2 separate regions of the Homo sapiens genome follow, and region 2 is linked to region 1. Evidence: read pairs that join two places in POLR2A ChIA-PET (ENCODE). Cell type or tissue: endothelial cell of umbilical vein. All regions are shown on one strand. Links, peaks and the distances in the headings refer to the core of each region. The heading gives the core; the rest is flanking DNA. Region 1 holds the start of LOC284191 (a long non-coding RNA gene). Region 2 overlaps CENPV (centromere protein V).

Region 1 (14,651 bases), core at 5,235-13,234:
GCTTGAAGCAGGCCTGAAGGTGGTAAGTGCTCAGATGATTTTGGTCATATTTTGAACGTAAAGCCAACAGTGTTTGCTAATGGATTGGTGGAAGGGAAGGAGACAGGGAGAGAAAGAGAAGTCAAGGATGACTCCGGGTACTTAGGGCCTGTCTTAGTTTTAGACCCAACCTCACAATTCTGGTGGGCATTGCCCTAATGGGGGCTATCCCTCTGTGGCATTCTTTGAATTCAAGGGGAGGCAGCCATACCCCCAAAGCTCTTGCACTCTGTGTGCCTGCAGAATTAGCAACACATGCATGCTGCCAAGGCTCACAGCTTGCACCCTTTGGAGCAGCAGCCCAAGCCACACCTGGGCCCATTTGAGCCACAGCTGGGGTGGCCAAGGAGCATCGTGCCAAAACACAAGGAGTAGAGACCCAAGGCAGCCAGCCCCTGGCCCATCCCCCCAAATCATTCTGCCCTCAAGCTCCAAGGGCCCTGGGCTTATGATGAGATGAGTCATCCAGATCTCTCAAATCCCTTCAGAGTCTTTCTCCCACTGTCTTGATGAACAGCACCTGGCTTCTTTCTAGCCATACTCATCTCCTTATCACATGGGCTCTTGGCCATACCCTTGGTATTTTCTCCTTAACACACCTTTTTATTCTTTATGCGGCCAGGCTGAGAATTTTCCAAATCTTTGTGTTCTGCTTCGCTTGTGGTTATACATTCCGTCTTTAAATCATTTGTCCTCTCGCATTTTACTATGAGCAGCTAAGAGAGGATGTACAGCATCCTGCACACTTTGCTGCTTAGAGGTTTTTTCTGCCACATATCTAGTTCATTAATTTTTCAATTTTTTTTTTGTTTTTTTGATACAGGGTCTCACTCTGTCACCCAGGCTGGAGTGCAGTGGCACGATCATAGCTCACTATAGCCTTGAACCCTTGTGTTCAAGTGATCCTCCTGCCTCAGCCTCCTGAGTAGCTGGGTCTACAGACATATGCCACCATGCCTGCTAATTTTTTAAAAATTTTGTAGAGACAGGGTCTTCTTATGTTGCCCAGGTTGGCCTTGAACTCCTAGCCTCAAATGATCCTCCTGTCATGGCCTCCCAAAGTGCTAGGATTACAGGCATGAGCCACTGTGCCTAGTCATAGTTCATCACTCTTAAGTTCTGCCTTCCATGAAGTCCTAGCACATGGACATAATTCAGCCCAGTTCTTTTCCACTCTGGAACAAGTATCACTTTCCCTCCTGTTTTTAATACCCTGTTCCTCATTTCCATCTGAGACCTCATCAGAATGGCCTGTACTGTCCATATTTCTACCAGCATTCTCTTCATGAACACTCAAGTAATCTCTAAGGAGATTCCAGCTTTCCCTACAGCTGTCCTCTTCTGAGCCCTCACTAGGATCACCCTCAATGGGCTGTTCATGGCAATACAGGCTCTTCCTGGCATGCACTTCCATCCTGTCCCAGCCTCTGCCCATTACTCAGTTCCAAAGCTGCTTTCACGTTTTTAGGCGTTTGTTACAGCAGCCACATTCTGGGTACCAATATTTGCCTTGGTCCATTTTGTGCTGCTGTAACAGAATTCCCGAGATTGGGTAATTTACATAGAATAGGAATCTATTTCTTACTGTTCTAAAGGCTGGAAGTCCAAGATCAAGGTGCCAACATTTGGTGTGGACCATCTTGCTGGATCCTCACATGACAGAAGGTGGAAAGACAAAAAGGGATGAACTGAGCCCTCACATGGTGGAAGAGCAGGAGAATGGAGAGCCCATTCCCACAAGCCTCTTTATAGCAGCATTAATCCATTCCTGAGGGTGGAGCCCTCCTGACCTGACACCTCCCCAAAGACCACACCTCCTAACACTGTTGCATTGGGGTTTAGGTTTCCAACACATGAATTTTGGGGGACACATTCAGACCACAGCAGGGCCTGGGCCACCAGAAGAATGGATGCCAGCCTCTGAGACCAGGATGGCTGAGACACAGCAGGTCGTGGAGCTGAAGTAGACGCTTACTTTGGTGAAGCTGTGCTAAGACTGAGATGCCCGCTAGGAATCCTAGAGGAGACACAGAGGAGGCCAATGGATCCTCAGTTCTGAAGCCCAGGAGGCCCAGACTGCAGATAGGGATTTGGGTGCTGTCACTGAACACAGGCCAAGTGTATTAGGGTTCTCCTGAGAAACAGAACCAGTTGTGTGTGTGTGTGCATGTGTGTGTGATAGAGAGAGAGAGAGAGGAATTGGCTCAGGTGACTGTGGGGCTTGTGGATCTGAAATCTGCAGGACAGACCATCAGGCTGGCCACCCAGGAAAGAGCTGATATCGCAGCTCAAGCCTGAAAGTGTTCTGGAGACAAAATTCCCTCTTCCCCGGGGGAACCATAGGCCTTTTCTTGTAAAACCTTTTAATGGCTGGATGAGATCCACCCACATTTCGGGGCAATCTGCTTTTCTTTTCTTTTCTTTTTTTTTTTTTTTGAGATGGAGTTTCGCTCTTGTTGCCCAGGCTGGAGTGCAATGATGTGATCTCGGCTCACCACAACCTCCGCCTCCCAGGTTCAAGCAATTCTCCTGCCTCAGCCTCCTGAGTAGCTGGGATTACAGGCATGTGCCACCACGCCCGGCTTATTTTGTGATTTTAGTAGAGATGGGTTTCTCCATGTTGGTCAGGCTGGTCTCGAACTCCCGACCTCAGGTGATTCACCCATCTAGGCCTCCCAAATTGCTGGGATTACAGGCACGAGCCACCGCACCCACCCCAATCTGCTCTTCTTAAAGTTGACTGATTTAAATGTTAAACTCGTCTAAAAAATACCTTCACTGGGATATCTAAACTGGTATTTAACCAAATACCAGTACTGTGGCCTAGCTGAGTTGACATATAAAATTAATAATCATATCAGGAGAGGCAGAGGGCAGAAACATGGCACCAGGGAAGTAGGAAGCCCAAAGGTCAGAGATCCAGGTATAATCCCTGAGAAGAAGCAAAAGTAAACAGGAAGATGACATAAATTATCTCTACCATTTTTCCTATTTAATGTCTATCCTTACAATAATACAAGACCTGACCACAATTCAGGGGGAAAAACACAAACAAACAACCAAAACAGGTCCAAGGGGATCCAGATAGCGGGGTTACTAGACACAGACTTTGAAATAGCTGTGATTATGTGTGGAATATTTGCAAGTAAACGAAAGACATCGAGCCATGGGTTTGAGAAGGACTGTGAACACTTAGCAGCATACATAGAAAGAAAATCACCCCTAGGTACAATGTAACATTACAGGAAATGAAAGACAAAGGGAAAATCTTACAACTAGACGGAGAAAAAAATAAAGGCAATGAGAAGGCATTAGAGAGTTTTCACTGAGGGCTGACATGGCATCTGACTTATGTTTTAAAAAGATCACCCGCCACTGCTGGAGGAGAATGGGTGGTAGTAGTAGGCCAGTTAGTGGCTCAGCAGAGAGCTGATGGTGGGTACAGTGATGGTGATAGCAGGGGGAATGGAAGAGAAATAGCCACATTGAGGATGTCCTGTGTTTTGGAAGATAGAACAGATAAATTGGTGATGGGTAAGATGTGGGGGTGAGGCAAGGAAAGAATCAAGGGTCATCCCCAGATTTCTGTTTGAGCAATTTAGTACAGTAAGGGGTGGTGTCATTTAGTGAAATGGGAAAGACTGGGGAAGGAAGCGGTTTGGGATGTCTTACATTTAGTAGGTAATTTATTCTCTCTGAGCTACATTTTCCTCATCTCTGGGTGGGGCCATACTTGTACTCACCTCATAGCTTTATTAGGATGATTAAATGTTAGCTCCTGTTATTATACACATTTAAGTCAATGGTTCTGGCAGGCAGCTGGAAGCAGGATCTTACCATTCTCACCCCTGGGCTCCTGTATCCTTGGCCAGTTTGAATCCAGAGCTGAAGCAACCAGGCCAGCCCAGCCATTAGGGATCCCAGAGCTGGTTTAGTTCCTGTACCAGAGACAACTCCTCATTTATCTGCAAAAAGGGAAAAATAGATAAGCCTTCAATAGTAATGGGAGATTAACCTCAAATCCTGCAACATAGAAGGTCTTAAGTGGGGCCAGGTGCAGGGGCTCAGTAATCCCAGCACTTTGGGATGCCAAGGCCATAGATCACTTGAGGTCAAGAGTTTGAGACCAGCCTGGCCAACAGGGTGAAACCCCATCTCTACTAAAAATACAAAAAAAAATTGGTTGGACATTATGTCAGGTACCTATAATCCCAGCTACTCAGGAGGCTGAGGCAGGAGAATCGCTGGAACCCAGGAGCAGAGGTTGCAGTCCACGCCACTGCACTCCAGAACGGGTGACAGAAGGAGACTCCATCTCAAAAAGAAAAAAAAAGGAAAAAAAATACGATCTTAAGTGGGTTTTTGTTTTTTACCCAAAACGTTTAAATTCTGCCTCTGCAACCTGCAACCTGAGAATTGCTAATCTGCCTTATTCCATCTGAATATATTGTTTTGGTTTGCTAAAACCAGGAGGTTCACCTTCATCCTCCTCCCTGAAGGAAATTTTTCTGTGAGACAGGCTGCACCAGACATTGCTTTTTGTTTTTGTCAAGCGGGACACTGACCTGATCCAATTCCATTCATTGCAGACATTTCTGGAGGGGCTTCGCTGTGCCAGACTTTGAAATAGCTGTGATTACATGTGGGGGAGCCCGAGATGATATTTCATTAGCTCAGTAACTGTTTCCACCTTGTTCCCCACCCCCACCACACTGGCCTTCATTTCTTCTCCACTAGTGTACTAAGTCCACTCTCTCCTAAGTGCACTGACTGCTGGGCAGCCCCTCACCCGGGTTGCTGCAAGCTGGCTTCTCCTCCGCAGAGAGGCTGCCTGACTCCCCCGACCCAGGTCCCCAGCCCCAGCTCTCCTGGTCCTGTCCCCTGACTGTCCCAGTTCAGACCAGTATCTGCTGCCCACTCCTTTGCCTACTTCTTTGTTATGCCCTCAGCAGCTCCACCTGTGAGCTCCACCAGTGCTTGAGCTTTGACTTAAGCCCTGCTGCATCCCCGCACCCCTGCACGTTGTAGGTGCTTAATAAATGTTTATGGACTGAGTGAGTGGACATTCTGTTTCTGGGCCTGTCTTCTGCTCTGAGAGGGTAGGGAGTCCCTGGGCAGAAAGAAGAACAACAGGGTCAGCGGGAAGTTGGGCTGCCATTCAGGGCCTGAAGAAAGTTGGTAACAGCCTCAGCTGTTCATTGCCCACTAGAAAGAGCCTGGGCTTTGGGGTCAGGTATTTGTGGGAGCACATCTCAGCTCCCCACATCCCAGACTGGATGCAAAAAGCTCAGTCTCTCTGGGCTTTGACTCTCTCGTCTGTGAGAAGGGGGTCGTGGCAGCATTTGCCTTATTCTGAGGATAGAGTGATTTAAAAATCAAGTTCATATCTGGCACATAGTAGATGTTCAGCTAACTGTGGCCACTTATTGTCAGCCTAACACCTGCCGTGCACACACATGCATCATCGTCGTCACCTTCACCATGAGCCGTGCGGCCTTTTCCAGCTGGGGCTCCCCACTGCTCAGAGATAAAGGTTTCCAGAGGCGTCAGCATGACGCTCAGCCCCGGCCTCTTTTTCTCTCGTTCTTGCACCATCTGTCTGTTGAGTGCCTGCCACATGCCAGGTGCAGCCTCAGATGCCGGAGGCATAGTCACTTTCGGATGAGGGAAGCAGATAGCCCACCAGCGAGCACAGGGACGTGCCAGGTCAGTCCAAGCAGGAGCAAGTGCTCAGGAAATAAACCAGATGGGAGTGGTAGGGAGTGGCCAGGGTGGGGACTCTGGCCAGGGTATCTAGGAAGTCCTCTTTGAGGAGGTGCTGTTGGAACCAGGACTCAGTCCTTCAGAGAGCCACAGGCTGAGCACTCCTGGCAGGGCAGCAGCAGGGGCAAGGCGGCCGAGCGGAGAATGGGCCTGGCTTGTCTGAAGACCAAGACGGCTGTGGCTGCAGCGGAGTTAAGCGGGAGAGGTGGGAGAGGAGAGCAGGAAGGCAGGGGCCAGGCAGCCTGGGGCCTCGTCCAGACTCTCAGCTTCTGTACTTCTCCCTGGGGACATCTGTGAGTCGCTGAGCTGTGGACAGGGAGTGCTCACTGAGTCACCCAGGGCCTCACGGCAGGACCTGGCCACATCTTCTCACGAAGGACCCGGTTCATTGATTCTCCTTCCTCAAATAGGTCCCCTCCACCCAGCAGAACCCAAAGGAATCAAAAGCTTGGGGGTTTTGTGCATTTGTTTTAAGATTCCAACTTTCTTGTCCATTTACCTTTTTATTTTTTATTTTTTTGAGACAGATTTCGCTCTTGTCGCCCAGGCTGGAGTGCAACGGTATGATCTCATGTCACGGCAACCTCCGCCTCCCAGGTTCAAGCAATTCTCCCGCCTCAGCCTCCCGAGTAGCTGGGACTACAGGTGCCTGCCACCAAGCTCAGCTAATTTTTGTATCTTTAGTAGAGACGGGGTTTCACTATGCTGGCCAGGCTCGTCTCGAACTCCTGACCTCAAGTGATCCGCGCGCCTCGGCCTCCCAAAGTGCTGGGATTACAGGCGTGAGCCACCACGTCTGGCCTTCTTGTCCGTTTATTTATTCATTCAACAAATATTCATGAAATGTATGTTGTAAGCTGAATACTTTGCCAGGCTCCGAGGACCAGTCAGGCACTTTGATGCCTTCAAGCAGCCTAGGACCTAGAGGTTTCAATGCCTCTGCTTTCCTATTTATAAATGGGCAGACTGGACCTGAAGTCCTGAAGGCTCACCCGCCTGGAAGCCACCTCTCCTCTGGAGTTCTGATGACGCTGCAGAAGCCTGTACGTATCTCTGCCCAATACCACATGTACAACAGAGGACTTTAACTAAAACGAGTGAGAGAGAGAGATTCCTTTTTCCCAACTTAGGATCTAAAAGTTTCTTGAACGTTCAGTTCTGTGGCTCCATTGCCCACCCAGATCACCCACCCTGGCTACAACCAATCCAAAAACTTGAACAGATTAAGAGTTTACCAACCCACCCTTCCTTTCTGACCTGGAGTGAGAAAGAAGCACAGTTGTCCCTCAGTATCCACAGGCGATCTGGTCCAGGTCCTTAAGAATACCGAAATATGCAGATGCTCAAGTCTCTGATATAAAATGTGTAGTATTTGCATATAAGCTATGCACATCCTCCCATAGAGTTTAAATAATCTCTAGATTACTTATAACACCTAATACAATGTAAATGCTATATAAATGGTTATACTATATTGTTTTCATTTGCATTATTTTCTATTTTTTATCTATTTTTTTTTTTTTTTGAGATGGAGTCTTGCTCTGTCACCCAGGCTGGGGTGCAATGACGTAATCTCTGCTCACTGCAACCTCTGCCTCCTGGGTTCAAGCAGTTCTCGTGACTCAGCCTCCCAAGTAGCTGAGATTATAGGCGTCTGCCACCACATCTGGCTAATTTTTGTATTTTTAGTAGAGAAAGGGTTTCACCATGTTGACCAGGCTGGTCTTGAACTCCTGACCTCAAGCAGTCCACCCGCCTCAGCCTCCCAAAGTGCTGAGTTTACAGGCATGAGCCACTGTGCCTGGCCATTATTTCTATTTTCTACTTGTGGTTAGTGGTTAGTTGAATCTGTGGAGGCAGAAACTGCAGCTATGAAGGGCCGGCTGTACTATAACTGCCTGCTCTGCTTGTCTTCTACCCAGAAACCTGGGCAAATGGGCTAGGAGCTATTTGCAAGGCTGTAATTTTTGGTTAACGAACAACTTCTCTGCTCATAGCCATGGGAACCAGGGAAGGAGACAAGAAAACCAGAACCAATCTTCTTCTTTCAGTGTGAAACCATCTTTTATTCTTGCTGGGAACTATCTGGGCATCTGGGAGGAGTGTGAAGGAGCAATACTATACAGAGGGAAGGGTTTGGGCTCTGGAAGCAGATCGCTTACCAGCTCTATGACCTTAGGCAAGTCACTGTTCCACTCTGACCCTCTGTCTCCTTTTCAGCAAAATGGAAATAATAAATCTATTCCTAGGCCTGGCATGGTGGCTCACGAATGTAATCCCAGCACTTTGGGAGGCCGAGCTGGGAGGATCACTTGAGCACAGGAGTTCGAAATTAGCCTCAGCAACAATTGAGACTGTGTCTTTACTAAAAAATAATTTAAAAGTTAGGCAGGCATGGTGGTTCGCACCTGTCATCCCAGCTACTCAGAAGGCTGAGGTGGGAGGATTGTTTGAGCCCAGGAGGTTGAGGCTGCAGTGAGCTGTGATTGTGCCAGTGCTCTCCAGCCTGGGTGGCAGAGTGAGACCCTATCTCAAAATAAACACATAAGTAAATATAAATAAATTTCTGAGAGGATCAAGTAAAGTGGTTAAAGTAATAAAGCCTGGCTCATAGAAAGCCGGGTGATAAGTACTAGGCGACAAGCAATATTATTCATACAAATATAAGGACAATGACAATTGAGAATAATTTCATTCCCTTTGTGATAGCCACCTGATTGTTAGTGCCTAGGAGGCACTCTCTCTAGAGGAGAGACCGAGGATTCACTAGCAGCTCAGATCCACAGAGCAGAGCATACCCCATGTGTCTCATGGAAACACCCCTTCACAGTGGCCGAGAAACATCTGTGCACTGCCTTGCTAGAAATCGGGAAATACAAATTAAAGCAACAAATACCATTTCTCACCTATTAGTTTGGCAAAAATGTAATAGTCTGATACTATCCCATGTGGATGAAGATATGAGGGAGGAGCCAGCCACATGTGGCTGCTGGTGGGAGAGAATATTAATTAGTGTGGTCATTTGGGCAATATCTAGTGAAGCTGGCCACAACTCAGAGAGATGCTCATACATCTGCACAAAGGCACGCACAGGTCTGCCCACTGTAGCGTGGCTCCTAACAGCGAGGAATCAAAAACAGTCCACGTGTTCTTCAGTAGAGGAGGAACGGAAAAGAATGTGTGGAATCCCATAGAGCAGCTAAACGGGAATGAGCTCATTATATGAGCATCCATATGAGCTGATCTCAAAGGTGTTGGGTGAGAAAAGAAAGGGACATAATGATAGATTTAGAATGCTATTTATATAAAATGTTTAAAAATAACACGCAAAATAATGCTATATACTGTATTTTTCATAGCTAAAACATTCTGTACTGTACTCATAAAAGTATAAAAAGGGGCCTGGAAGATAGAGCCACATTTATGATGGTGAGTGTAGGGTAGGAAGTAGAATAGGGAGTTGGGGGATTTCGGAGATTTCACTGTCATGTTTTCCTTCTTATAAGAAAAACTTGAAGGTGAATATGCCAAAATTTTAACACAAATTCTCAGTGGTGAAAATATGGATGTTGGTTATATTTTTCATGGTTATTTTCTGTATTTTTTTTCAAAGGGGAAAATAACAAGAAAGCTCTATTTACAGAAAAACACCAGCTAAAAAATGTAGAAGGAATCTAAAAGGTATCGAAAGTTACCACCTTGCAAGTGGAATATTGGTTTTGGCCAAAGATGCTAAAATGATCAACAGAAGGGTCGTCCTTTCTGTTGGGAACCAGGATGCTCACAAGGCATTGCCCACAAGGGACACTAATTGCAAAAGGGACAGTGTGCCTCCACAGGGGAACAGCTGGTGTCACCATCTTAACAAGGGATCTGACAGCATCACCGTGGGGGGAGAAAGCCAACATCATGCACCTCCAGGAGCTCTCAGAGGTTGGAGGAACACGTGAACCAACACCAGGAGGATACAGCCCGAGAGATCAGCCATGGGACATTTCACAAGACCACGGCCAAGTCTCTTCACAAAGTCAACGTCAAACACACCAAACAAAGGAAAAAAAGATAAAAGAGAAGAAAAAGAGCAAAAGGGAAGGGACTGCTCTAGCCAAAAAAGGACTACACAGATACAATGACCGGATGTAATATGTGACCCCCAGAGGGATACCGATTCAAAAGATGCAGCCATGGAAAATGTCTTATAAGCACCAGGGCCATTTAAATGTGGACTAGATGTCAGATGGTCTTATTGAACTATGATTGACTTTCTTAGATGTGATCATGACAGTCTATGTGAGAGAATGTCCATTTTCTTAGGAGGTGCCTTGTGGACACACTTAGGACTGCAGTGTCGGGATGTCTGCAAATTGCCTTCAGGGTCTCAGCCAGAAGGCAGGCAGGAAGAGACAGAGATGGATGGAGCCATGCAGACACCAAGGTGAAGAGCTACTGAATCTTGGTGGAGGGTCCCTGAGTCTTCATTATAATTTTAACTTTCTTGAAGTTTTGAAGTTTTCATAATAAAAAGTTAGGAGGGAAACATTTTAAAGTAGAGAAACTAGATCTTCCCACAGAACACTGGGGACCCTTATTATTATTATTTTAAACCCTGCTCTTTGCTTTTTCAAAGTGAGTTTTGCTAAAATAATGGTATCTAGCATTTCTGAGAAATTAGCACAAATGTACAGCTACATTAGCAACAGGAAATTCAGCACATCTGAGTCATCTATGTAAATGGCAATAATGAAAATGAGGGCTTTCGCTGCATGTCTAAGAAATGTCCTCTTTTGGAGACTCTTCCTTTTGTTTTACACCCAGAACTGTCTCAGAGGAGGTTCAACAGCAGGGCCTCAAGGGACCAGGAGTAGGTGGCAGACATGAGGGAGCTCAAAGAGACCACAGCACCTGCAGGGATGTGGGTCTTTAGGGCCAAAATACCACGGACATGCTAGTGCAGAGTGGAACCATCTCCCTGGGAAATATTGATCAACAGGCCAGTGTTGCCTTTCTTCAAACAATTTAACTTAAGGAGCTCATGCCCCTCAAGGTGACAAAGACGGTAAAATGTGAATTAAATGAGCAGATGTTACGTGTTTAGAACAGTGCCCTAAGTTTTCCCTGTTGTTACTCCCAATGATCACTGTAGGAGTTCATTTCAAAAGCTAAGAACTGTCCGGCAGGCTATACTAAATGGAAAAGGTGGCATGCTAAACAGCAACCTTGATCTGTATAAGCCAGCAGTTGTGTTAAAAAAAAAAAAAAAAGGTATGGAGGGGGAGGGAGAGGTGAAATATATCCTCTAGCGACACGCACATGCTCAGAAATGCCTAGGCTTTGCTGGGAGGCTGTATGAACAAGGTCCACTAAGGGTTGCCGCCTTTGAGTAGGGACATCATGGGCCTAGGATAACCAGACAGGAGAGAAATTTACTTCCGCCATATTCTTTTACTGCTTGAATTTTTTTCTTTACTATGTGTGCATTTTAACTCGCTAATTATACATATATAAATGAACCAGGTCCAAAACCTTAAGGTATATGAGTTATCTCTACTCTGGGTTCTAAATCTCTTCTGTCACCTTGGCTGTGGAGCTTAAAATTAGAATCCCGCATCCTCTTGGGAGACAGCTCAAAAAAAGGCTGGTCTCAGAATGAGCTTTAGAAACCTCCAGCACCTGTTCAATCTTCTGGGGGAGCCAGTGCAGAGGGGGAATCTATTTTTGTGTTTCATGAAACGATCCCATTTGTATGTTTCCATTTATACAAAGTTTGGGGAACAAGCAAAATGAATCTGTGGTGGCAGGAGTCAGAATTGTGACTCTCTTGGGGATGGAGTGGGGTGTGCTGGCTGGAAGGGGCAGTGAGGGACCTTCTGGGGGCTGTGCATGCTCTGAGTTGTGATCTGAGTTGTGGTTGCCTGGGTGTGCATGTATGAGAACACTTACTGAACTTCCCATTTTAAAAGGGTGCATTTCACTGTCTGTAAATTACACCATCTAATTAAAGAAAATAGAAAGCAAATTAAATCCATTCTCTGTAAACTGCATTTGAGCAAAAGCATTAACAAGCTGTGATTGGCAGTAAGACATTAGGGAACTCTGTCATTCAATTCTCAGCCACTCCCCAAATCAGGCTGGATTTTGTTTGTTTTTCATTTCAGGCATAACAGGTATTGGCTTTAAAACTCCAGGACAATGTGTGTGGCTGCAGAGAGCAGCATTCAGTCCCATGGAAGCACAGTCTGGAAGCACAGTCTGCTCACTGGACAAAGCTGAACTTGCTGTCTTTCCTTCTTCTCCTTCCTTCTCCTCTTTCTCCTTCTCCTTCTTCTTCCTCCTCCTCCTTTTTTTGCGACAGGTTCTCATTCTGTAGCCCAGGCTGGAGTGCAGTGGTGTGATCATAGCTCACTGTAGCCTTGAACTCCTGAGCTCCAGCCCAGTGTTGCAATCCTCCAGCCTCCCAAGTTGCTAGGACTACGGGTGCACACCACCACACCCAGCTAATTAAAAAAAAAATTAGGCTGGGTGCAGTGGCTAACGCCTGTAATCCCAGCACTTTGGGAGGCCAAGACGGGTAGATCACTTGAGGTCAGGAGTTCGAGACCAGCCTGGACAACATGGTGAAACCCTGTCTCCAATAAAAATACAAAAATTAGCCGGGAGTGGTGGCTCACTCCTCTAGTCCCAGCTACTCAGGAGGCTGAGGCACGAGAATCGCTTGAACCCAGGAGGTGGAGGTTGTAGTGAGCTGAGATCACGCCACCACACTCCAGCCTGGGCAACAGAGTGAGACTCGGTCTCAAAAAAAAAAAAATTATAGAGACAGGGTCGCTATGTTGCCCAGGCTAGAGCTGAGCTTTCTAACCATCAGAGCTACCCCCCAGGGAGCCAGCTGCTCCGTGAGGTGGTGAGAGCCCTGACCCTGGGGGTATGCAAACAGGAGGTGAGGGGGGACTCAGTGAGGGCATCCTGTAGTGACTTTGGGCTTGCCCATTTCAACAGGCAGAAAGTTCCTGGCAATGGGATCTCTTTCTTACCTCTCTCTTAGAAATCCACTGCCAGAGCCCAGCTATGGTTTTGTCACTGTTCATTGACACAAGTAATTAAATGTAAACAAGTAATTAAATGTAAAACCCCTACAAATGTAAAAGCCCTAAATGTAAAATGTTTAGCCCTACAAATAGGGCTAAAGTCCCCTTTGACGGTCACCCCCAGTCCTGGTTCCCTCTTGCCCCACCCGGCGAGAGCCAGTTTCGTCATGCATGTCTTTGCAGACTTCTTATGCTTCACAGTCATGTGTGCGTGATCACAGACAACACAGCGCTGTACTGTGTGTGTGTGTGTGTGCATGTTGTTTGCTTTTGGTTTTGTTTTACTAAAAGGCATCATGCTGTAAGGCTCATGCTATAAGCTACTTTTATTTACTCAGCGTCTGTCCTGAAAGCTTCGAGATTTCTCATTCTTTTAACTGTGCAATAGATTCCTGGCTCTGGCCTGTGCACCCTGCTTATTCAGGCATCCTCTGCTGCATGGACATTTACATTGTTTCCCGTTTCTCGCTGTCATGAGGAGGCTCACGGAGGAGGAGAATTTCTGGGGGGTGGGTTAGGTGTGTGTTGTGCATTTAACTGACCCTGGCTGGTTACTCTCCAGAACGCTGCTGCCAGCTCCCTCCCTCCAGTGGGCCCTGAGTTCATGCTTCTGTAGATCACCCCCCTGCCCTTGATGTTACCAACTTTAAAACTTTGCAACCTGATGGCTGAAAGTTAGTTTTTCATTGTTCAGTTGTTTTTCTGATTTTTGGGAGACTGGACATTTTCCTGTGTTTGCTGACCGTCTGCATCTCCTCTCCTGCTCTGTGCACCATCACCCTGCTCCAGCTGCTTCCTGCAGCCTCCCTCCTTCCTCTCCACCTCTCCATGTCCTCCTCGTCCTTCAGTTTCTTCCTAAGGGCCCATGGGCTTTCTTTGGCTTTTACGTTCCTCTCACTCCGCCTTTGGCTGTTGCTGGGCCTCCCATCCCCTGGGAGGTTTCAGACGATGGGGAAGACACAGGAGTGCAGTCGCCATGCAGTGCAATACGGGCTGTAATGTTCCTCCTCCACGGCCTTTATTGAGGACTTACTGTGTGCCAAGAACCTGCTCTAAGAATGTAACTGTGCTCCCTCCCTCATTTCATGCTCATAACCGCCTGTGAGGCGGGCAATGTTCTCATCCTTTTTTTTTTTTTTTTTTTTGAGATGGCATCTCTGTTGCCCAGGCTGGAGTGCAATGGCACGATCTCGGCTCACTACAACCTCTGACTCCCAGGTTCATTCTCCTGCCACAGCCTCCCAAATAGATGGGACTACAGGCACGCGCCACCACACCCGGCTAATTTTTTGTATTTTTTTTTAGTAGAGATGGGGTTTCACCGTGTTGCCCAGGATGGTCTCGAACTCCTGAGCTCAGACAATCCACCTGCCTCGGCCTCCCAAAGTGCTAGGATTACAGGCGTGAGCCACCATGCCCGACCTCATCCTTGTTTTACACAGAGAACATGGAGGCACAGAAGAGTTCCATAAATTGCCACCAAGGCCTTCTGCTAGTATGCAGCAGAGTCAAGATTCAAACGCAGGCTGTCCGGTCCTGGGGTTCAGCCTCTCCAGTGCTCTGCTAGGTGTTGGAGAGGGTCAAGGAGATACAGAGAATGAGTACCACCTGACAGGCTGGGACAGTCAGGGATGGCTTCCTGGAGGAGGTGACACCTCAATGGAGCCTTGAAGGAAGAGCAGGAGGAGCCGACCAGGCAATGAATAGAATAAGTATACCCAGGAAGAGGGAAAGGCCTGAGTGATGCTGGGAGGGTGGAGAGCT
Region 2 (13,368 bases), core at 5,245-13,244, 640 kb after region 1:
TCTACTAAATTATATTCAAAAAGTGTGTATAACTGTACCATTTTCGTTAAAATATTGTGTAGAAAAAAGTTTGGGGGAATATATAACAAATAATTAACTGTAGATCCCTCTGGGTGTAAAGATTACAGGAGGCTTTCACTTTGAGCACTCTCAAATAGTGTGAAGTTTGGAGTTTTTACAATAAGCATTATGTGTGCAGAAAAAATTAAAATACATAAACGTAAAGAAACATGAAAAAATGATCAGTCTTAATCATGCAAATTAAAACTGCAGTGAGCTATTTTTCCTATAATTATTGCCTGAGACTGTACAGTGAAATGTTTTCTCATTTATTTATCGGGTAAGGGTGTTCAATCCTTTTGGAAAGCGATTTTAAGACATTTATCAGATCTTAATGTTCATTTCTGAGTTTGGCTTATATATAAGCTTTAAAGGGTTAAAATTGTATGTAGGCTGGGTGAGGTGGCTCATGCCTGTAATCCCAGCACTTTGGGAGGCCGAGGCGGGTGGATCACCTGAGGTGGGGAGTTTGAGACTGCCTGACCAACATGGAGAAACCCCGTCTCTACTAAAAATACAAAATTAGCTGGGTGTGGTGGTGGGCGCCTGTAATCCCAGCTACTCGGGAGGCTGAGGCAGGAGAATCATTTGAACCCTGGAGGTGGAGGTTGCGGTGGGCTGAAATCGCGTCACTGCACTCCAGCCTGGGCAACAAGAATGAAACTCCCTCTCAAAAAAAAAAAATTCTATGTAATGTGTATTACAACTATGTAAAACGCATGTGTATGAAGAATACTGGAAAGAAATAGAGCAAAAATATAAGAGCCTTTATTAAGTTTCTCAAAAGGCTCTTCTGGACCTCTGGACTTGATTGAGTACACAGTCTTATTTTTCATAGCAGCCTGTACCTCCTTTATCACAATCATAATTAATTATTATTTGAGTAAATTGTTAAGGTCGGTAAGGGTAGCAATCGTGTCTGCTGTATCTTGTTTAGTGTTCTCTCCTTCGTGCCTAGCTCATAAAAATATTTAGTATTTGAGGCCCGGAGCAGTGGCTCACGCCTGTAATCCCAGCACTTTGGGAGTCCCCGTGGGTGGATCACAAGGTCAGGAGTTCAAGACCAGCTTGGCCAAGATGGTGAAGCCCTATCTCTACTAAAAATACAAAATTAGCAGGGCGCGGTGGCAGGCGCCTGTAATCCCAGCTACTTGGGAGGCTAAGGCTGGAGAATTGCTTCAACCCAGGTGGCAGAGGTTGCAGTGAGCCAAGATCGTGCCACCGTACTCCAGCCTGGGCAATAGACTGAGACTCCATCTCAAAAAAAAAAAAAAAAATTTAGTATTTGACATATAAATAAAAATGTCTGGTGGTGGGTTAGGATCCCTCACATTTTCGAAATGTTTGGAATGTTTTATTTTGCAACTTAATATAATTTAAGAAATTGGTGAAAAGAGAGCTCATGGACAAAGAAGGTGCTGAAACCATTCTTCACTTAGGAAATTGACAGTGCCTCCTTAAAAGCAGAAATGCATCTGGTTGTCATGTAGAAAAGACTTTTGTCTAATCTTCTGTCTTTCTTTCAGCAACAAAAAGAGAGCAGGAGGCAGCTATTCAGAAATTATTATCTTTCTGATTTTTGTTTCATTTAGTGAATACCAGGGCCTGGTGAAGCACACAGGAGGCTGCCACTGTGGAGCAGTTCGTTTTGAAGTTTGGGCCTCAGCAGACTTGCATATATTTGACTGCAAGTGAGTATTTTTTTTTCCCTAAATTGGCTTAAAAGAATTTCAGAGTTAAAATGCAATATTTCAAAATAATCTGGGGAGTTGGGGTACAGAGGAAACATTGGCCTTGGGCTGGTAACTGTTGAAGTCAGGTGATGGGGACAGAAAGGTTCATTGTTCTATTTTTGTTCCTTTTATATGGCTCATCACAGAGCTTCAACAGCATGGCCCAGGTGACACAGAGCAGGGTCCTCAGGGCTTGTGGCTTGTGGCAGCATCACCCTCAGACTGACACTGCTGAGGAGCCGGGGGCGGTTAGCTGCAGGTGTGCCTGGCTGGGTACTGAGTGGAAAGCCTTGGGCAGAATCTTCATAGAAGTCTAGAGTTGGGGAGAGTTGGAGGGTATGTTAGTAAAGGGTGTATACACCTGGAGGCTCCCCAGGCCCTCCACTCTCGCTCTGCTCTTCGGTTGAGGCAGATGGCACTGCTGGCTGTGGAGGGCCTGATTTGTACCACCTTCCCCGGCGTTATGATGGAGCAGGGACGACAGGCTCTGGCTTTGGGACCCAAAGTTGGCATGCAGCTAATTATTTAACAGCATCCAGTCCTTTTTGCCCCTAGGTACCGGAATTATATATGAATAATAAGCACATACGATGGAATTACTCAAATGGAGAACTGACCAGGCTACTAACAATAGAGTCCAGATTGGAAAAGAAGCACTGTGGAATAACTTGTGAGAGGATTCTGTGCTAAATTAGAACTTTTTCAAAGGTGGCCTGAAAAGAGGGGACTTCAGTTTAATTCCAGAGATGGTAATTCTGGGGACGTGTTTTACTTGGAGCTGGACTTCTTGTGACGTGGTGATGAAGAAAGAGGGAAACCTAAACTTCCTTGTCCATTTTTGGTGTGGATGTCTCAGAGACATCAGGTTGTAGCAGTGTCTGAAATTTGTTTCCTAAGTGTCTCTGAAGTCCAGCGCTTCTCTTCACTGTAAAGAACTGAGGGGTGGGCAGTACAGACCTGTCTGTTGGTCCTGTGTTCTGAGCATTGCAGAACCTCGACTGCTGACTTGGGACCCCCCTGGGCTCTGCTGTACCTGCAAACCAGAGGCACTGCTATCCAGGCCTTTGCCCCAGCTCCTCGGCCCTGGATGGTGCTGAAAGGGGCATCATCTGTGGGGTCGGCTGGCTCTCATGGCTGGGCCGCTCAGGCATAGAGGATGCAGGTGGCTGCTCACAATCTGGAATTTGCTCTGTCTTTCTGTAGTTGCAGCATTTGCAAGAAGAAGCAGAATAGACACTTCATTGTTCCAGCTTCTCGCTTCAAGCTCCTGAAGGTCAGTGCTTAAGAGCAGGGTCAAGGAGTGCAGAACCCATTGGTGAGATTTACAGGACCCCCCACCCAACTGTTAGCATGCCGTCTGTAGCATGGGAGGGGCCTGGAGCATAGCAGGGCCTCTCACGGGCTTTGGTTTCAGGTTGACATTTAAAAGGTGGGCCCGGCACAGTGGCTCACGCCTGTAATCCCAGCACTTTGGGAGGCCAAGATGGATGGATCACCTGAAGTCAGGAGTTGAGGACCAGCCTGGCCAACATGGTGAAACCCTATCTCTACTAAAAATACAAAAATTAGCTGGGCGTTGTAGTGCATGCCTGTAATCCCAGCTACTTGGGAGGCCAAGGCAGGAGAATCACTTGAACCTGGGAGGTGGAGGTTGCAGTGAGCCGAGATCACACCATTGCACTCCAGCCTGGGTGACGAGTGAAACTCCATCTCAAAAAAAATGAAAATAAAAAATAAAAGGTTGTGTTATTTTTTACCTTTATTTTTTGGAGGCCTATTTGGTATTGTGGAAACATTTTCAAATTCAGAGAATCAAAAAACAATAAAATCACCCAAATCCTGTCAACTAAAGGTAACCACTGTTAATATTTTGGTGTCTGTCTTTGTGTATTATTTTCTACTCTGAGAAATACATCTAAACCTATTGTCTTATGTTTATTAAGTAGAATTTTACCATTCTTTTTGTTGATAAACTGCTTATCTCATTTCCCAATGAAAAGCTTATATACTTATTTGTAACTTTAATTTTATTATTTTGGGGAATTTTTTGTACTTGGTACAAAATTTGAAAGGTAGAAGAAAATGTGTATATACACAGTGAAAAATCTTTCCCTACTGTCCCCATGCCCCAGTCTCCCTCTTCCCCACAGCCGATTTCCTGGTCTACTTACCCCATCACTGTCTCTGCATCATTGCAGTTGAGTCCCGTTTTTTTCTGATTATCAACAACACTGGTGAACCTCCTTGGTATACATTTTTGACAATTTAGAAATTTCTTCTTTAGGATCAATTCTCTTAGAAATAAGTTCTCTGGCTATTCTGGGCACACTTCCTACACCCTGCTCTACAAGGAGCAGTTAAAAAAAAAGAGAGAAAGAAAATCTCCAGGTTAAAGAATACAGATTTTTTAAAAAAGACTTTTAGCACATTATGGGTAATGTGGGGTTGGGCGGGGCTTTAATTCCATCCAGATAATGCTGGATGGCTTGGGACCACTTGGCAGTCCTTCGCTGCTTTTCTGTGCTGCAGTGGCTATGGAGTGAGCAAGGCTCCTCAGGGAGCTATTTCTATAGGAAGCACAATTCTGGACGGTATGGCTGGGGAAGCGTAAAGAGGGTTAACAAGGATAAGAAACCTCCACCCCTTCCCCTTCAGCTGTCTGATTTCTCTCCCTAAAGGTAAGCCACTGTTTCTTGGATCCCTCTTCAAAGATACATATGCATATAAAAGCACATACAGGCCAGGCACAGTAGCTCATGCCTGTAGTCCCAGCACTTTGGAAGGCCAAGGCAGGCAGATCACTTGAGCCCAGGAGTTCAACACCAGCCTGGACAACATAGCGAGACCCCCATGTCTACAAAAAATAAAAAATCGGCTAGGTGTGGTGTTGCATGCCTATAGTCCCAGGTACTCGGGAGGCTGAGGTGGGAGAATCACTTGATCCTGGGAGGTCAAGGCTGCAGTAAGCTGTCGTCATACCACTGCACTCCAGCCTGGATAACAGAGTGAGATCTTGTCTCAAAAAAACAAAACAAAACAAAACAAAAACACCACACATACCAGTATATAGCCTTAAAAAAAAAAAAAGAAATGGTAGCATACCACGTACGTTGTTTTATACCTTGCTTAACTTTTTTTTTGAGACAGTCTCACTCTGTTGCCCAGGCTGGAGTGCAGTGGTGTGATCTCGGCTCACTGTAACCTCCGCCTCCCAGGCTCAAGTGATTCTCCTGCTTCAGCCTCCTGAGTAGCTGGGACTACAGGTGCCCGCCACCACATCTGGCTAATTTTTACATTTTTAGTACAGACAGGGTTTCACCATGTTGGCCAGGCTGGTCTTGAACTCCTGACCTCAAGTGATCTGCCCACCTTGGCCTCCCAAAGTGCTGGGATTACAGGCGTGAGCCACTGCGCCTGGCCTATACCTTGCTTTACTTTGTAACTTTGGCAATTGTTCCATGTTAGTTTTGTAGAGCTGTCTCATTCTTCTCAAAAGTTGGAGAATATTTCATTTTATGAGTGTCCATAATGCCTAACCGGTCCTCTATTGAGGGACATTTTCAATTTTTCCAATCTTTAGCCTTCATAAACAGTGCTATAGTATCTATATACCTATGTCATTGAGACATTTGGAATATATCTGTATAATAAATTTCAAGAAATGGAATTGTGTGCTAAAGCATATGTACACTTTAAAATTTTGGTAGATGTTGCTAAATTGTACCAATTCCTGTTCCTGTGACTGATATATGTGAGCACATATTTCTCTACATACTTGTCAATACCATGTTAACGGCTTTGATTTTGCCCACCTGACAGTGAAATACATCTCATTGAAGTTCCTTTGGTGAGCATTTCATAGGCTAAAGAGTGATTTATTTTTCTTTCTATCTGAACTGTCCGTTCATGTCCTTTGTCCAGTCTCCCGTTTGTATTATCCATTAAGGAAATTAGCCTGTCTATGACGTCTGGCAAATATTTTTTTCCTGGTTTGTCCTTTGTGGATAAATTAAGCACAGCCATCAGTTTTCTTAAGACCTTGAGCCGTTCTGTTTGGGGACATGGAGAGCCAGTCCCTTGGGTGAACTGTCTCTCCACATAGGCCCTGGGAAGCAAGCACTTTCCCTCCCTGATGTGATGTATCAGGGAAGGCTCAAGGCTGAATTCTGTATGCCGTTGACCTAAGGGAAGCTGTGAGCTGTCACGCTCCAGACTGACATGTCTCTGGATAGTGTAGATGGGTCTCTGTCCTCAAGAAGGTCCCAGTCTCTTCTGGAGATAGGAAATGGCCTCTTAGTACAAAGAGCCCTACAGAAGAGCTCCTGCCATTAAGTTATTTCAAGATTTTTTTTTTTAATGGTGCGATCTCAGCCCACTGCAGCCTCTACTTCCCCAGGCTCAACTGATGCTCCTACCTCAGCCTCCCAGGTAGCTGGGACTACAGATGTGTGCCACTGCACCTGGCTAATTTTTATATTTTTTTGTAGAAACAGGGTTTTGCCATGTTGCCCAGGTTGGTCTTGAACTCCTGGGCTCAAGCAATCCGCCTGCCTCGGCCTCAAAGTGTTGGGATTACAGGCATGAGCCACCATGCCTGGCCAAAGGTGTTTTTTTTTTTTTTTTTTTTGAGACGGAGTCTCGCTCTGTTGCCCAGGCTGGAGTGCCGTGGCATGATCTCGGCTCACTGCAAGCTCGGCCTTCCAGGTTCATGCCATTCTCCTGCCTCAGCCTCCCGAGTAGCTGGGACTACAGGCGCCTGCCACCACACCCGGCTACAAAGGTGTATTTTTTAAGTGACATAAAAATAAATGTCTTTGGGGCCAGGCGCAGTGGCTCACACCTGTAATCCCAGCACTTTGGGAGGCCAAGGTGGGTGAATCATGAGGTCAGGAGTTCGAGACCAACCTGGCCAACATGGTGAAACCCTGTCTGTACTAAAAATACAAAAAATTAGCTGGGCATGGGGGCACGCGCCTATAATCCCAGCTACTTGGGAGGCTGAGGCAGGAAAATCTCTTGAACCCATGCAGGTGGAGGTTGCAGTGAGCCAAGATTGCGCCACTGCACTCCAGCCTGAGAGACAGTGGGAGACTCTGTCTCAATAAATAAATAAATAAATAAATTAAATAAATAAATCTCTTTGTAAAAAAGAATACCGTTTGTCTGTTTTCACCTAGGGAGCTGAGCACATAACGACTTACACGTTCAATACTCACAAAGCCCAGCATACCTTCTGTAAGAGATGTGGCGTTCAGAGCTTCTATACTCCACGATCAAACCCCGGAGGCTTCGGTGAGTAAAGGGGATGGACTGCAAGCTCAGGGGGACACAGAGAGGCCCATGGTGCTCTCATTTAAAGTCTTATTTGGACAGGTGGGATGCTGACTAGACCCTGTCACATGCGTATCTTAGAGGAACAGGGCTCCTCAGCAGAGCGCTTTCCACATGATAGAATGTGAGTCGGGCTCCGGTGAAACTTTTCTGAATCCCATATCTGAATGTGGTGAAGTTGGACTTGGAGCCCATCCAGGTTGTGATTCTTATTCACTGGTGCTGGTAGAGCTGGTGTTGCTGGGGATGGTGTTGAAGGGTAGGGAGGAGAGGGGTGAGGAGATGGGCTTGTGGGGCCAGGGGAGGCAGCTTTAATAATGACAGGGGTTAAGGGAGTGAAGGAGGCAAGATTGGGGAGCATTGATAATGGCATTTGAAAGCTTTTTGGTTGTTCAAAAATTAGGCAGGACTGGCTGGCTGCGGTGGCTCACACCTGTATCCCAGCACTTTGGGAGGCCAAGGTGGGAGGATTTCTTGAGCTCAGGAGTTTGAGACCAGCCTGGGAAACATAGCAAAACCGTATCTCTGTTCTTTTTAAAAAATAATAAACAAGCAGGGAACCCTCCAAGCCCCGCTTCAGGGCCTGCTTGGGTCTGGGGAGTAATAAAACTAACCCTCTGACAGTTGTTGAGAATCATACCAACTATAGTGTGAATTGAAGGGGAAAGCAGAGGTGGAAGATGTTCTGAGGACTCTTGTTGTGTCAGTGCAGCCTCCAGAGCTGCGAGAGCAGCTATGACTGTCAGTGTCTTTTGCCTTATGGTGGTGGGGAGCGGACAGGGGAGGTGGGGGAGGCAGGGCAGGGCAGGATGTCATCCTTACCGCTCCCCCATTGCTTCAGGGCCTCCTGTTCCTCATCTGTCACATGGAGACTCCTTCCTGTCTACCTTGCAGAACAGGAAAGAGTTGAAAAGTATGAAATCCTGTGCAAATGGGAAGACATTTAATTCTTAGAAAGTTATCTATCTGAGGCCAGGCATGGTGGCTCACCTGAGGTCGGGAGTTCGAGACCAGCCTAACCAACATGGAGAAACCCCATCTTTACTAAAAATGCAAAATTAGCCAGGCTTGGTGGCGCACGCCTGTATTCCCAGCTACTTGGGAGGCTGAGGCAGGAGAATCACTTGAACCCGTAAGGCAGAGGTTGCAGTGAGTCAAGATCACGCCATTGTACTCCAGCCTGGGCAACAAGAGCTAAACTCCATCTGAAAAAAAAGGAAAGAAAGTTATCTATCTAAACACAGGAAAGGCCTGTGAATTCTTCAGGCTGCCAGTCAGAGATTGCTCTGGGCTGTGCCTTTCTGCATGTTGTACTCTCAACTTGGTATTGAATGTTGTCTAGCCTTGGCCAAACCTGGCTCAGGGAGTGTGATTCCCATCTGGCAGTTGAGGAAAGTGAGTCAGAGGGCTGAAGCGGTAGGCTGGAGCCAGTGCTTTCCGAGCCAGCTGGCAGCCTGTGGGTCTCATCACTGAAGCCATAAGCTGTGGCATATCCTTTGGAAGCCCTAATGTGTAGCGTGATGATGCCTGCAGGTGGGGGCTTATCCAGGAGCCGGTACACCATCTGGTCTCACCCATACTGAGGATCCCCCTTTGTCTGTGCCACTTTCTCGTAGGAATTGCCCCCCACTGCCTGGATGAGGGCACTGTGCGGAGTATGGTCACTGAGGAATTCAATGGCAGCGATTGGGAGAAGGCCATGAAAGAGCACAAGACCATCAAGAACATGTCTAAAGAGTGAGCTTCTGCCTCTCCTGCCCTGAAAAGGAGGAATGATTGGGGCCAGCAACTTTGCTCTCCCTGCCGTGCCTCGGTGGTGCTCCTGAATGTGGCTGACCTGGGCTGCTGGTTCCGTTGACTAGGGTCATCTTGATCTCTGCAGTTTGCTCCAGCTACCAGTTTCTTTAGGCAGCTCTTTGTCCTCCCTCTGCCCAGATTTTGATGTAGTCTAATTGACATCCTTCTCTTCCCAACTTTTGTGTGATCTTTTAGGAAAAAAAATAAATATTTTTAACATTAAAGCAGTCACTTTGGTTTATCATTTCTTTTGTACTGTGATTTGCTTCTGAGGCCAGTCGATTAATAGCAGATATATACTCAGCACTATCAAGATGTTTGCCACCAGGCATTGTGGCTTAAGCCTGTAGTTCCAGCTACTCCGGAGGGTTGATCGAGCCCAGGAGGTTGTGGCTGCAGTGAGCTGTGTTCGTGCTACTGCACTCCAGCCTGGGTGGCAGAATGAGACTGTCTCAAAAAAAAAATAAGAAAAAAGAAAAAAATGTGTAGCTAAATTGGAAAGAAGACATAAGATAAACAATTATTAAAAATGGAAGATTGTGGCAGGGCATGGTGGCTCACACCTGTAATCCCAGCACTTTGGGAGGCTGAGGCGGGTGGATTACTTGAGGTCAGGAGTTCAAGACCAGCCTGGCCAATGTGTTGAGACCCCGTCTCTACTAAAATTACAAAAATTAGCTGGGCATGGTGGCATGTGCCTGTAGTCCCAGCTACTTGTGAAGCTGAGGCAGGAGAATCACTTGAACCCAGGAGGCAGAGGTTGCAGTGAGTGGAGATTGCACCACTGCACTCCAGCCTGGGTGATGGAGCGAGACTCCATCTACAAAAAAAAAAAAAAAGGCTGGGCACTGTGGCTCACGCCTGTAATTCCAGCACTTTGGGAGGCCAAGGCAGGTGGATCACCTGAGATCAGGTGTTTGAGACCAGCCTGGCCAACATGGTGAAACCCTGTTTCTACTAAAAATGCAAAAATTAGCCAGGCGTGGTGGCGGGCGCCTGTAATCCCAGCTACTCAGGAGGCTGAGGCAGGATAATTGCTTGAATCCAGGAGGCAGAGGTTGCAGTGAGCCAAGATTGCGCCACTGCACTCCAGCCTGGCTGACAGAAAAAGACTCTGTCTCAAAAAAAAAAAAAAAAAAAAAAATTGTGAATGGTTACAATCCATGTGAGCTGTAAAGATAATAAGAGCTCTAAGAGTTCAAAGGAGAGAACTCAGGGAAGCCTTGAGGAGAGTACGATTTGAGTCTATCTTTAAAAAGTTAAATCAGCTTCTAATTTCTTTTTCAGTTGTAAAATACACATAAAATTTACCATAAACTGTTAATTTATTTAGAGACAGAATCTCTCTCTTTAGTTATTTTGAGACTGTCTTGCTCGGTCACCTAGGCTGCAGTGCAATACATGAACATGGCTCACTGTAACCTTGACTTAGACTTGAGATCTCCCCCCTCTTAGCTTCTGGAGTAGCTGGGACTACAGGTGTGTGCCACCACATCCGGCTAATATTTTTTGTAAAGACAAGGTCACTCCATGTTGCCCCGGCTGGTCTCAAACTCCTGGGCTCAAGCAGTCCTCCTGCCTCGGCCTCTCAAAGTGTTGTGATTACAGGCATGAGCCACTGCACTTGGCCTTAACCATTTTTAAGTGTACAATTCAGCAGTGTTAAGTACATTCACATTGTTGTGTAGCCATCATTGCCATCCATCTCCAGAACTCTTCACCTTGCAAAACTGAAACTCTGTACCCATGAAACAACAACTTTGATCCTATTTTTAAAGGAAGCAAGATTTCAGCTGGGCATGGTGTCTCACGCCTGTAATCCCAGCACTTTGGGAGGCCGAGGCTGGTGGATGGCCTGAGATCTGGAGTTCAAGACCAGCCTGGCCAATGTGGTGAAACCCTGTCTCTACTAAAAATACAAAAATTAGTTGGGCATGGTGGCGGGCGCCTGTAATCCCAGCTACTCGGGAGGCTGAGGCAGAATTGCTTGAACCCGGGAGGCAGAGGTTGCAGTGAGCCGAGTTCGTGCCATTGCACTCCAGCCTGGGCAACAAGAGCAAAACTCCGTCTCAATCAATCATTCAATCAATCAATCAATAAAGGAAGCAAGGTTTAAGGAGACAGGAGAAGTAACTGAACAGGTACGCACACATGCAAAAGCCAGGCTGAAGCTGCATGTGGTGGTGCACACCTGTAGTTGCAGCTACTTAGGAAGCTGAGGGCCACATGAGCCCAGGAGTTTTGAGACTGCAGTGAGCTATGATGGTGTCATGCATTCCACCCTGGGAGACACAGCAAGACCCCATCTCAAAAAAAAAAAAAAAAAAAAAAAATTGGCTGAATTGGAGGCTTTTAATGGGAAGAAGTAATGAAGATATCAGAAAGGTATGTTGAGGATAGACTGGATGGTCTTGGATATTAGGCTCAGGAATTTGGCCTTTATTTTGCAGGCATTGGGAAGCTGTGACCACCTCTGAACAGGATGAATAAAGCCTGGCCTCATATAGTCTTCTGATTGGTTGCCATCTCCCTCTCTTCTTAACTTCACATTGCTCCATATTACTAACATATTAGCTTTCCTCAAACATTCCTGCCATTACCAAATACTGAGTACAAATAATGGCAAATGCTTAATAAATATTTGCTCTTTGCTTTAGGGAAATTACTCATGAAATGATTTGTGAGGTAGACTAGACAAGGAAAAAGAACAGGGAGAGGGAATAAAGATCTCAGAACAAAGGTCTCTGAGGAAAAAAAAAAAAAATTAAAAAAAAATGCCGAGTGTGGTGGCTCACACCTGTAATCCCAGCACTCTGGGAGGCCAAGACCGGTGGATCACCTGAGGTCAGGAGTTCAAGACCAGCCTGGCCAACATGGTGAAACCTCGTCTCTACTAAAAATACAAAAATTAGCTGGGCGTGGTGTTGGGCATCTGTAATCCCAGCTACTCAGGAGGCTGAGGCAGGAGAATGGCTTGAGCCCAGGAGGCAGAGGTTGCAGTAAGCTGAGATGATGCCACTGCACTCCAGCCTGGAAGACAGAGTGAGACTCTGTCTCAAAAACAAAAAACAAACAAACAAAAAAAATACAGATGGCCAGGCCAGGCATGGTGGCTCACACCTGTAATACAGCACTATGGAAGGCTGAGGCAGGAGGATTGCTTAAGCCCTAGAGTTCAAGACCAGACTGGGCAATGTAGTGAGACCCCCCCATCTCTACAGGAAACAATAAAATACAATAAAAATGGCAGTTTCTCAGTTTGCTGTGCTGGGTTCTATGTGGTCACTGTCTCTTCAGAATCACTGATGGCCAGGTTCACTCTTCAAGACTGGAAGCAGCACGCACAAGGATGGGATTTTCGAGGCCAGAACTCCAGGTATTTTTAATTTTTTTTAATTTTAAAATTATACAGGGGCCAAGCACGGTGGCTCACACCTGTAATTCCGGTACTTTGGGAGAACATGGCAAAACCCTGTCTCTACTAAAAATACAAAAAATCAGGCTGGGCGCGGTAGCTCATGCCTGTAATCCCAGCACTTTGGGAGGCCAAGGCAGGTGGATCACCTGAGATCAGGAGTCTGAGCCCAGCCTGGCCAACGTGGCGAAACCCCATCTCTACTAAAAATACAAAAATTAGCCGGGCATGGTTGTGTACACCTTTAATCCCAGCTACTAAGGAGGCTGAGGCAAGAGAATTGCTTGAACCTGGGAAGCGGTGGTTGCAGTAAGTCAAGATTGTGTGCCATTGCAATCCAGCCTGGGTGACAGCAAGACTCCGTCTCAAAAAATAAATAAATAAATAAATAAATAAGTAAATAAAAAGTAAAAAAAATTAGCTGGGTGTGTTGGTGCTCACCTGTAGTCCCAGTTACTCAGGAGGCTGAGGTGGGAGGATCACCTGAGCCCGGGAAGTTGAGGCTGCAGTGAGCTGTGATCGCACCATTGCACTACAGCCTGGGTGACAGAGCAAGACTCCGTCTTAAAAAAAAAATTATTTTTTTTAGGGATATGTGATCACAGCTCACTGTAACCTTGAACTCCTTACTTCAAGCAGTCCTACCACAGCCTACAGGTGTGTGCCACCCCCTGGCTAATTTTTTAAAATTTTTTGTAGAGATGGGGTCATGCTATGTTGCCCAGGCTGCTCTCAAACTCCTGGCCTCAAGTGAGCCTCCTGCCTTGGCCTCCCTAAGTGCTGGGATTATAGGTGGGAGCCACTGCATTCGGTTGCATTTCTTTATTTAATTACATCTTGATCTTTTCATATCAATATACATATCCTCATTATTAACTGTTGCATAGAACAGCATAGTGTGGGTGTAGTTTATTTAGCTATTCTTTTTTTCACGGAAATTATGATTGTTTACAGTTTTTTGCTATTACCAAGAGTGTTGACAGTGAACATTCTTGTACACACCTCTTTATACATACATATGTGTATTATTTG

What was found. Peaks named below come from ENCODE experiments on the same cell type or tissue, not always from the same donor. Only the 100,000 strongest peaks of a DNase experiment are listed, where the experiment ranks them.
Region 2: POLR2A ChIA-PET joins it to region 1 with 10 read pairs; 2 of 35 experiments call an interaction of 5 or more read pairs at or near these places.

Annotation. Positions count from the first base shown.
Region 1 is chr17:16,972,395-16,987,045 of GRCh38, reverse strand. LOC284191 (a long non-coding RNA gene) reads left to right here and starts at 5,693. Exons shown (of 3, transcript NR_148948.1): 1 at 5,693-5,745; 2 at 6,330-6,845; 3 at 9,416-11,047. RefSeq lists enhancers at 5,230-5,279, 4,874-5,413, 5,380-5,429, 5,500-5,559, 5,570-5,779 and 7 more. In endothelial cell of umbilical vein, for the core only: no CTCF peak of the experiment used is centred there; no DNase peak of the experiment used is centred there; H3K27me3 peaks cover 625 bases.
Region 2 is chr17:16,338,314-16,351,681 of GRCh38, reverse strand. It overlaps CENPV (centromere protein V), which reads left to right. Exons shown (of 5, transcript NM_181716.3): 2 at 1,653-1,751; 3 at 2,997-3,066; 4 at 6,971-7,085; 5 at 8,741-9,145. The coding sequence ends at 8,865. Among named protein-coding and RNA genes, the nearest start is that of CENPV, 8.5 kb to the left of the region's middle. In endothelial cell of umbilical vein, for the core only: no CTCF peak of the experiment used is centred there; a DNase peak (open chromatin) is centred at 8,481.